Regions from separate parts of the Mus musculus genome. Here region 2 is linked to region 1. Evidence: chromatin contacts called from ENCODE Hi-C or POLR2A ChIA-PET data. All regions are on one chromosome and are shown on one strand. The core of a region is the stretch at or near the end of the contact, and the rest is flanking DNA. Distances in the headings are between cores, read along the strand shown.

What was found. A loop is a pair of places that touch in the nucleus more often than their neighbours do. ChIA-PET counts read pairs that join two places held with the same protein, here RNA polymerase II (POLR2A).
Region 2: a loop to region 1 is called in a map of heart, with 4 times the contacts of the local background. The contact joins the promoter of Bbip1 here to the promoter of Pdcd4 in region 1. A Hi-C loop is called at or near these places in 7 of 37 maps with a recorded cell type or tissue (adrenal gland, gastrocnemius, heart and 1 more). POLR2A ChIA-PET finds 5 or more read pairs at or near these places in 3 of 5 experiments (Patski and embryonic stem cell).

What each region holds. Positions count from the first base shown.
Region 1 is chr19:53,900,405-53,905,717 of GRCm38, forward strand. It overlaps Pdcd4 (programmed cell death 4), which reads left to right and starts at 2,947. Exons shown (of 12, transcript NM_001168491.1): 1 at 2,947-3,084. It overlaps Gm30990, which reads right to left and starts at 4,200. Exons shown (of 8, transcript XM_030251154.1): 1 at 4,179-4,200; 2 at 1-3,668. The coding sequence starts at 4,200. The coding sequence ends at 2,467.
Region 2 is chr19:53,941,497-53,946,809 of GRCm38, forward strand. It overlaps Bbip1 (BBSome interacting protein 1), which reads right to left and starts at 3,131. Exons shown (of 4, transcript NM_001195338.1): 1 at 2,660-3,131; 2 at 1,970-2,083. It overlaps Shoc2 (Shoc2, leucine rich repeat scaffold protein), which reads left to right and starts at 3,380. Exons shown (of 9, transcript NM_019658.6): 1 at 3,380-3,517.

The DNA.
Region 1 (5,313 bases), core at 1,697-4,196:
AGGCGGATGTTTTTCAGTTTCTTGCAAGGGTGAGAACAGTGCTTAAGAGTCAGATCTCAAATGTGGCTTCGTCCAGAGCCCCGAGGTCACCGCCGCAGGATCCTCGGCGGTTTGACTTCCATTTCTGTATTTCTAGGCCATTTACTCGTGTGCCAAACGTAACACCAACCATCTCTCTGTCCTTTTTCTGATTAGTGGATGGCTTCATGCGGTTGTCCAGGCTGGCCTTGGGACACATGGAAGTCCTCTTGCCTCTCTCTGCTAACTGCTGGAATCACAGGTGTGACCGTGCCTGGCATCTGGCGTCACTCTTGCCTGTGGGATGGAGGGAAACTTCATTATCAAAGCTTTGCAACCACAGACAGATCCTCGATTGAGATCGACTCTTATTTTGCCCATACCCCATTGAGTGAGTCCTTCCTTGACACTAGAGGAAAATTTGGTTGTCTCTTGTTCATCATTCCCAGGACTCCTGTGGTGCTATCTAAGTTCTTGGCAGAGCCTCTCAAGGTGTTAGGACTTGAACGAATCCCAGAGAACCCTTGAAGTAGATTATGACTTCTTTTATAGTTTGCCAAGAGCACAGCTGGATTAGTTAGGTGCTTTTCACAGACTGGGCAGCCAATAAATAGCTGCAGATTGATTTGCTCTGCAAGAGTTCTTGGTACCTGGTTACTTTCCTATTTCTAGTGCATTTCTTTCATGTTTATCCTTTTAGAACATTTAGCTGTAACAGCACAGGTTTCCTGGATCCAGTGTGGCTGGAAGGAATGTCGGTGATAGTGTCTGTCATCATCTATAGTCCCAAAGTGGTTTCTTGCAACACATTCCAGGATATCTTGAAGAAAAAGAGTTCTGTGTTTAAATAAATAGAGAGACATTGAGTTTCATAGGCTGGCCACCAAAGTTGCCAAAGAGTTAGGAGTAAAGGAAAATGTAACTTGGTTGAAAGGTGTTCTTTCCAAGACGTGGCCATGAAACAGTTTCTCCCCTACATTTTTTTTTCAGGATGCCTATTAAAGTACTACAAAAATTCATGTACTTCTGAATTTTACTGGTAAAGAAACAAGTCTTGAGGAGAGAGTGGGGTTGTTATAGAGAGAGACTAAGCAGCTGGGACAAGAACATCATTCCTATTTTGTCCAAACTGGTCAACCACATACTAAGGTGTGTTTGGGAATTTCAGGTATCAGGGTGAGGGTGGAGATGGTTAGCAGAAGGGATTTGAATGTTTTATTCTCTACTAGGCCTTTTTCCCCCCCAGGGAGCAATTAGACAATATTTTCCCAGGGGGCAGATTTCCTAAACAGACTCTTTTAAAGGTCCAAGATTCCCTTTTAAAAATGGGAGTTGTTTATTCTTATCTCCTGATTTTGGGATAGTTGCCTTATAAAGCCTGGATGTAGTAGCATGTGCCAAGTGACGCTTTAGATGCTGGCCATGTGAGGAAGTCCCGAGCAAGAGCCGGTGATGACTACTGACTTTTGGGATTCTCTGTGAGCTCGCACAAGGCGTACTTATTACATGGGTATAATATATCTACAAAGCACCTCTCAAGCTCACCATACTAAGGGTGAGTGAGACACGGGGCTTGTGGGACAAGCCAGGACTGGGACTCAGATGAAACAATGCCGGGCAGAATGTCCTCAGTCCCTGCAGACTGGCTGGTGCTCCGCGGAATCAGGTTTCAGAAAATGGATCATACTGGCATGAGACTTGATAAAGACTGAGGGAGGCTGAGAGACTTGGATAAGATGTACCAGGCAGAGAGGCCATCTAGGAGAGACATTTCGAGATGATATGATAAAAGACCTGGCAAGACACAAGGGAGGATGCGGAGCAGTGAGCTGTCCAAGTGGGTTCAGGAGGACGGGTATCCAGGGGTTAGGGTGTGCAGACATAGCCTTGAAGCCTATAAGTCGCACTGTGGGCTCTAGGGTGTCTGCTGAGAAGCAGGCACTCCAGGGAGGCAGTGGGGAGCTTGTGAAGGTGTGTGTGTGTGTGTGTGTGTGTGTGTGTGTGTGTGTGTGAAGAACATTAGATAACACCAGGCAGTAAGAGCCGGGGTAGAAAGGCCCACGTTAGGGGATGGTGGTTGCTATCGAGCAGTTCAGTTCTGAAAAGACCAAGGGAAACATTCTGGTATTGCCATTCAGACTAAAGGTAAACATGGCCAGAGAAAGCAGGTCAGTCACTTTCCAGGTGCACAGGAAGAACATACGGTGCTGCACATTATCTCAGGCGATAACATCCGAGACAAAATGAAGGCTAGAGATGGCAGCCAGAAGGAAACGTCACAGAAGACAGCTAGAGAGGGCTGATTCAATACACAAACCATAGCCATGGTTGAGAAACCCAGCTTTGGAAAGAATGCAAGCACCATAGTGGCCTGGCTGGTTAGCAAAGGGACTTCAGTTTTTGTATCTCTTTATCTGGGAAAAGGGAGCGATTTTTATCTCAAAGGGGTTAGGCTTTTCCTGCGAGAAACTTCCTGAGCACGTGGACACACGGCAGGAGCCACGCGAGAGCAAGGACCAGCGGGCAGAAGTTAAGTAGTGGTTGCAGATTCTCCCAGACGCCCAGAAATAGTGGGGACCTCAGGAAATCCACAACCGCCCTAGAATTGGGCTGAGACGCCCTGTAGAGAGGACTGGCCGGTCTGGTCCACGAGCCGCGCCCCAGCCCCCAGCCCCCAGCCCGGCACAGCCCTCCGCCCGCTTTCACAACCCGGCCCTCTGCACTTAACCCCCACTCTGGCTGGTGGCCGAGCGGGTCCCAAGCCCAGCGCGCATGCGCCGACGGCGCCCCGCCCCCCTGAGCCCCGCCCCTATTTCCACGTCTCACTTCCCCTAGCTCTGCCTCGCCGCCTCGGCTGCAGCTCGGCCGCCACGATTGGCTGCGGGACGTCCTCCTCTCGGCCAATAGACGCCACGCCGTCGCCCCCGTGTTACTGGGTAGAACAAAACAAAAACAAACAGAGCGAGCGGGGCCAGAGGCGCTCCGAGGCAGCGGCGGCGGAGGCTGAGGAACGGGGTCGGGGCCCGGCGGACCGGAGACCCGGGCGAGCGGCGGCGGCCCGAGGGGGTCAGTACTGTGGGCGCGGCTCGCACGCTCGGGCGGGCGGCGTCCTCGTCCCTTAGGCCCGGGTCGGCGGAGGCTGCCGCACGTTGGGAGGGGGAGGGGGCGTGGAGGCCTCGCCGCGGGGGTCGGGACGCTCGGTCCCTGTCCACGCTGGCCCTGGAGCCCTCCGGCCACCGGCGCTCGCCCAACGCCCGGGGCTGCGGGGAGCTGCCGGTGCTCGCTCTCCGAGGCCGGGTCGGTCGGGCCGGGGAGCTGCAGCACGGGCCCGCCCCCTCCTCCGCAGCCCCATCCCCGGCGGCCGGGCGTGCGTGGCTGCGTGCGCTCGCGGTGAGAGGAGCCTCCGGGCGCCCGGTCCGACGCAGTTGGACGCGGGGGACGGGACGGTAGGAGAGGGGTGTCGTCCGGACGGAGATCCGGTGAGGGGTCGGTGCCCCGAACCGAGGCCTGGTCCGCCTCGGCCGGCCCTGCCCGCTGCCGGAGGGTTGGGGTCCTGCGGGACAGGCGTCGGTCGGTGCGGGCACGGGGCGGGGACAGCTGCCCTCCCGGCCCTGTGCCAACTCCTCCTTGCAGTCTCCTGTACAGGGTCCCTTAAAAAAAGTACAATACAACCTAGAGAAAACAAAGCCGAGAAGGGAGCCCCCTCTCTGTGAACGCATGCTGTGTCTGCTGCCCGTGGCTGTCCGCTACTGTAATGTACGTAGAGGGCGTGCTTTTTGGTTTTTGGTTTTGGTTTTTTGTTTTTGCTTTCCCTGAACAGCCTCAGAACTGCAGATGTAGGTCTCGCCTATCTTCCCCGAGCCCCTCCTTGGGAACTGGCTCTGTAAACCAGCCTCTGTAGTCGACTACCTGCTATGAATGATTCAAAATGCGGCTCCGGGCCTGGGTGAGGGGTGGGTGTGAGGCCTACGAGCTGCGTTTAAGACATTTTGATAGCTTCACAGCTGTAATACTCTTGATTTAAGAGTTTGAAATTTTAGGGGAAGGCCCTAGCATATATATTCGTGCTCGTATTTATATCCATAATATGCGTGCGATATCTATCTATATATCTATATCTATCTCGTGGTAAGAGTAGAGGAAAATAAAATACTTGTTACGGCTGCAAAAATAAATGTACATGGTTGCTCTCAGTAGTGGTTGCTTTTGCGTTATTGTTGTAGAGTGCTCTTAGCAGAATGCAAGTTGCTAATTAATGTGACTGCATCCCAGGGAAGAATTAAGGTCATTTTCTAGTTAACATGTGGTCTAAACTTGACTTCCAAAATGTCAAAGTAATTTATCGGGCATTTAGGAAATGCACTGGATAACAGTTAATTTCAGCTTAATCGTTTTTAGCTGTATACATAGCTTCCCCTTACCCCATGGGAAATGATTTTGTATAGATTAGTGTGGAGCAAATGGAATTTAGATTTTTTTGTTGTTGTTGTTGCTGTTGTTTTGCCTAAGGTTGAGGTAAGTATTTTAAGGATCGTTAAATTAAAAGAAAAAAAAAAGCCCACTGAAGAGAGTGTCACATACTGTCCTTTAGAACAGCTGTGAAGCTATGGGTGTGTCTGCGTCTTGACTGCTTGATCCAGTTGTTATGGTCTGGAGATAGAACTATTTTTTGGTTGTTATAATTAATAAAACATCATATCATGTGATAGTTATTTCCTGATAGCTGTTTTCAGTATCATATCTTTAGTGATTGGAAAGCAGTTTTAACAGTTGGTGTACAAGTCCACGTTGTTAAAAGCTGCTTTTTGTTAACCCTAAGAAGGACTTCCTTGTAAGGCACTCTAAGCTCATGTACTGAATGTACAGCGTCTGGGTTCTCGTGGTCGTTCACCCAGTGTGAACAACCTTGCAGAGAACATCCTTTCCTTCTAAACCTCTTGAGTTGTGTGCAAAGGGAATACGTGAAGCTCATGAAATAATGCTTACACAATTAGTTCACTGTGAATGTCAAAGGGCTTGATAAGCACTACTTATATTTCCCCCATTATTAGACAGATGCTGCAGAAAATATTTCCTCAGAGACTATACTTGCATCTAGAATGAAAATCACACTTCACAGTGTTAAATTCAAATCACATCAGAGCTGACAGACTTTCTCTAGCATGTAATTCATGCACACACTGAAGGAAAGCAGGACATGGCCTTTTCAGCCATGGAAGGTAGCAAAAATTTCCATTTCCAAACTACACTTGGTCTTATATTTGTATGACTCTCTGTGTATCTATTTTAAAATTC
Region 2 (5,313 bases), core at 1,881-4,380, 41 kb after region 1:
TCTAGTTTCTGAAATGTGCCCAAGCCTCAGAAGAGGCCCTGCTCATGGGAGATCTGGATGATGCAGAAGCAGACACCACTGTTACAATCATCGTCATCTCATATAAAATACCTGGTTCAAAATTCAGTTCTAGGTGACAGTCTTAAAAATACTAACCAATAGCCTCTGTGAAAAGTTAATTAGTGGCTGAGATAGCTGGTTAGCTATTTCCATAGTATATAAGAAAAGAGAACTAGATAGTTTACATTTTCAAATGACAGTCCTCAAATCTCAGAAATTCTGTATAAAAACCTTGTGTCATCACTAAAAAATATACATTCTTTTTCCTAAAGTCCTCAAGAATCACTGAATTAGAATCTTTTTATGTGTTTGACATTGAACTTGGCGATCTCTCTCTCACACACTAACTTTCTAAATATTTTAATGCCCAATATGTGCCTAAATTAGACACTGCTTTAGAAGTTAATAATAATCATACTCTGACCACATACGGTATGCTCTGAAGCAAGCTAAAGTACTTTATATAATACTTGAATTCTGTTCAAATTTCGTTTGAAGCCCAGAGACCCTTAGCTAGTGGATGGGCATATTCCTCAAATCCAGGCCTGATTCTAAAACCTAGTTTTAACTATTATATTATTTAGCCTTCCTGAACTCGGTATTAAGATTGTTTCACAATCATAGAGGAGCACACTTCCTCCTATACAAAGAACTATTGAAACATGTTATTTTAACTTTCTGTATGATGGCTGACAGCATTCTACGATAACCTAAGAGATTCCTTTTAACTTTCAGGATGAAAAGTGAGTGTGGGGCAGGAGAACGACATGAGCTCTGCGTTCTTGGGCGGTTTTCTCTTGTGATTATAAACTAAATCCCACAGTTCTCTATTCACTGGGCAGGGCATGTTCCTAATGAACTAAGTGCTAAGTTTAATCTTGATTTTGCAATTTTTAATACGCAATCTTTACTACCAGAAAGCTATCACAGAAACAACAGGACCAATGAGGTCTTACAGAAGAATTTCAGGGAGAAAATACCATTGCCTAAATTGGACTGTGGCCAGATGGACAATAGTTACCTTGGTATCTGCCAAGATAACATCAAGATTCACATATTTGAATTACAGAGCTATACATCTTTCAACAGCAGTCTGCAGGGTGCCAGGACTTGAAACTCAAGAAACTATGCTGACATCAGTATACTCTGCTGTAGATTTCATTGCATCAGCTTAAAGCATAGGCAAAGTAGCAACATTTATTAAAGGGAGACAGTCTATACTGCCAGCCTAGAGCACTATGAAATACTCTACACACAGAGGCAAATCAAAGCCAAACCCTCAGCTTGACAGGTGGGATGGACTCTACTAGTGACAGGAGGCGCCGGCACATGGAGCTGCGTCTGAGAACCCAGTACTTACACAGTCAGTCAGGCCTCCAGTCTAACTTCTGGTTTGCATGAAATAAGAAAAGGAATCCCTTTCCAACAATACCTCTGTGATGACTTCTTAAAAATGTCAGTGTCGCAGAGGGGAAGACGATCTAAAGTTCTAAGGTGGCAATGTCCATGTATAATACAAAACTTTGACAGGAGTTTGATTTATATATTCTCTGTATTCTGTTTTACAAAATTGCCACTTTTCTTGGTTGTAAGAATACTGTATTCTGCAGATTCTCAACTTCGAAATTCTTAGCAAATTTATGTTAGGGTCTGCCTAACTGCAGACCTATAAATGACTTCTAGATAGTACTAAAGTTGGAATATGAATAGGAAAGAAATGTGTACATAGCAGAATCTTAACAATTACCAAGCAGGTAAATGGACACACATCACAAAAGGTGACAGCTGACTACAACAGTAAACCTCAGGAGAACAGGATTACTTCATTTTTTTTTCTGGAACATAGGTAGAGAAGGTAGATTTGTACTTTAATTTTCGTTTGGTTAGGTATAAGCATATTTCAATTTACCTGAAAATTGTTCTTTTTTTTTTTCTTGCACCTTTAGGAATCCAATCTGTAGTTATCAGAACGATTGACTTCTTGACTCCAAACGTCCACAGAAGGAACTACATGAGACAATGTCTTGGAGACACATAAAGCATTTTAAATATTTTTAAAATGTCCTTTAAAAGGATATTCACAATCGTAAACACCCAGGACTAACTACTTCAATATACCCTAACCCAGACTTCTAGTTGAAGCTTACATAGAGCTCAGAAAGGGGAGGCAGGACAGAAAGGGAAGAAAAATCAAAGATGAAAGGGAAGGTTTTGCTTTGCGGGTTGGCTCAGGGAAGTCATCTTTTTCTTTGATAGCTGGGGTGGAAACCGGTTTCTTTGGTTCCCAAAATTTGGAGTTTCTAAAGGCCAGGGAGTGAAAGTACTGTACTCGACAGGAACTCGAGGAGGCGTGCACCGTGCCCCACTGTGCAGACCTAGGGACTGCGGGCCTGGCCTCGCCCGGCGGCCGATCCGGCTGCCTCGCCCTACAGGGAACCTCAGAGGGGCGGAGGGAAGGCTGGCCACCGCCCCACCAGCCGGAAAGGAAACCCTCTGCCAGCGGAAGCGGCCCGGGGCCTCCGCTTAGTCTTCTCCCAGCTCCCTCCCTGCGGTTCATCCGGCCTGGCCGGCCCTGCTGTAGGGCGTCAGGGACACTTACCTCACTCGTCAGCTCTGGGAGAGGAGGCACCCCCTGGGGCGCAGGCGGGGTCCGGCTACTCCCACCTCCTGGCCATGACCCTACTAGGAAGTGCAAGCGCAACTTCCGGTGCGAGGGAGTTTTGAAGCCCTAAACTGTAGTTCTAGGTAAGCGATCAGGGGCTCCGTAAAGGGTCTGGCAAGCAAACCGGCAGTTCCCGATCGCGAATTAACTCGCCCAGTGTGGACTGTGTGTGTGCACATCCTCCGTAAGTATACTTACAGGTGCATCCCTTTCCAGACCGCTCTGCTGTTGCCTGGGGTAACGGGGAACCAAAAGCAGGAAAAACGTACGTCAAACGGGTGACAGGAAACGCCTCCTGCCATCATCAATTATGGCTGCCTGGGCTTCAACCGTAACTTCCGACTGGGAGTCGTTTCTCTACCCGGCTGGAGGCTTTTCTCTGTGGCGGAGCTAGCCAGCGGCGCCCAGTGGGCGGGAGACCGCGCACTGCCGCGGAGGAAAGGAAAAGGGCGGGGACAGGGAAGCTGGCGCCAAGGTTTCCCTCTGATTGGGTGACTGCTTTTGCTCTGGCTCCGCCCATCCCTCCTCCCTAGCGAATGCCCAGGCTCGCTCAAGGGGGCTGGGGCGGGGCGATTGGAGCCAGAGTGTGTGGAGGGGCGGGGCGAGTGGGGGAGGGGCGGGGGGGCGGTGGCAGGGGAGCGTCGCTCGGGGAGCGGAGGACGAGGAGGAGGAAGGAGGTGAGCAGGGATGGTGGAGTCCGGGCTCCGGACGGCAGCCTGGGGCGGGAGCGGCACAGGAGCGCCCGTGGGCCGGTTCTCTGCTTTCCTGCCTGTCGGGGGGCCCGGCCGGCCGTCGGTAAGGGGAGGCCCACACGTCCTGACAGGCGCGAGCCGCCGGAGCCGGGGCGAGGCCTGAGGGGTCGGGGCCCTGGGAGGCGCCGCGGCCGCTTTCCGGGGTGCCACGGCCCGGGGCGCCGGAGCCTCGGAGCCGCTGCCCGCGCGGGGCCGGCGGGCGGGACACGGGGAGCGGCAGGCTGCCCCCTGACAGCGCCGGGCCGGGCCTACTGCGGAGCGGGCGGCCGGGACAGCGCCGGGGCGCGGGCGCGGGCCCGGGGCGGCGAGTCAGTCGCGCTCCGGCTGCTCCGGTCTCTCGGCGCCTCCCGGCCGGGACTGCGGGGCTGCCCGGGTCGCGAGGACGCTTGGCGCCGGGCGGGCGGGCGGGCGGGAGGGCGGGCGCGGCCGTAGGGCTGTGGGGTGGGGTCTCTGCGCCTCCACCCCAAAGTCCTCGGCGCTGAGCGGTCTCCTCCTCGCAGACCCTGCGGGACGAGTGGTGGGTTCGGCGTTGGGTGTGTTGCCGAGTGAAAGGAGTTGTGGCCGCAGAGACCGCCCTGCTAAACACGCCTGGTGGCAATCTCCGTGTCGGCTTTGAGGGCTGGAGGAAAAGTAGTGTAACTCCCCGCCCCCAGCTCGGAACGCAGGAGGCTGCAGGGCAAAAAGATTTTCCCCCTAGCCCCTCGGTATCCATTGTTTTGTACCATCCCCTCCCCCATGCCTAGGTAGAAGAATAAGGACTCCAAAGCAGTAATTCGCCCGCCTCTCTCTCTCTCTCCCTCTCCCCTCGCTCCCCCGTCCCTCTCCGCAGAGGTTTGTGTTAACAGTGCAAGTGGGGGGTTTACAAACAGGTGGAATTGCTTGTCTATTTGGGAATCGGAAAGAAGATGCTTTTGGGGTGTGTTTTTTTTTTTTTTTTTTTTTTTTTCATCTCATCTCACCTTTACATTTGGGAGATTCGATTTTCTTCCCATTGGTTTGTATCATTATGAAGGTGATGAAAATAAAAGAGGAAACCCTGTTTTGCGACCTATCCCCACAAGTATTTTTGAGGACTCAAGGGAAGTAAAAAATCAGCTTGCAAATGTGGACTGTGTGGTACATTGGTCTGCAGCAGGATGGTTAATCTGGGAGCTTACACCGGTGTAATCGCGTACACTCTTTGTGGATGTCAGAAGTTCTAGCATCTACCCGGAAGGATTGCCGAATCAAAAACTTAGCTGTTTTTCAGAATCGAATGGTAGACTTGTGCAAGCAAGTGTTTTTGTGTGTAAGTCATCAGCCCTGACAAAGATGTTTGATTTTTAAAGACCTGCGTTTACTAGTACACTCATTCCTTCAGTCACCCCTCCCTGGCATTGCCTTTGTAACTGTTCTTTGCTATGTATTTGAAGAAACTTAGAGGTTTAGCTATTCACAATTTGTAATGTTCACCAACTCTACAAATTAAATTGCAACTATATTTGAATTCTTCAAATGTTTTTATTTTTCATATGAGAGTTAAAGATAAACTACCTAAATGCGTACGTTCGTCAGTCATTCACCACCACGGGTTTAGGCTGCACACTCAAAACTTTCTCAGTGAGAAGTCTTCCAAACTTATTAAGACATAAAGTATTTTTATTTTAGTTTGAGTATGCATTTGCAAAGTAAAAGAGACAGAAATAAAGGGTTTTGTTTAAGGTTTCTACCTTTTAAAGGACTAAATGTAACTTAAAGGTAACATGATATTCCGGGCGTAGTGGCACACCCCTTTAATCCCAGCACTCAGGAGGCAGAGGCAGGCGGATTTCTGAGTTCGAGGCCAGCCTAGTCTACAAA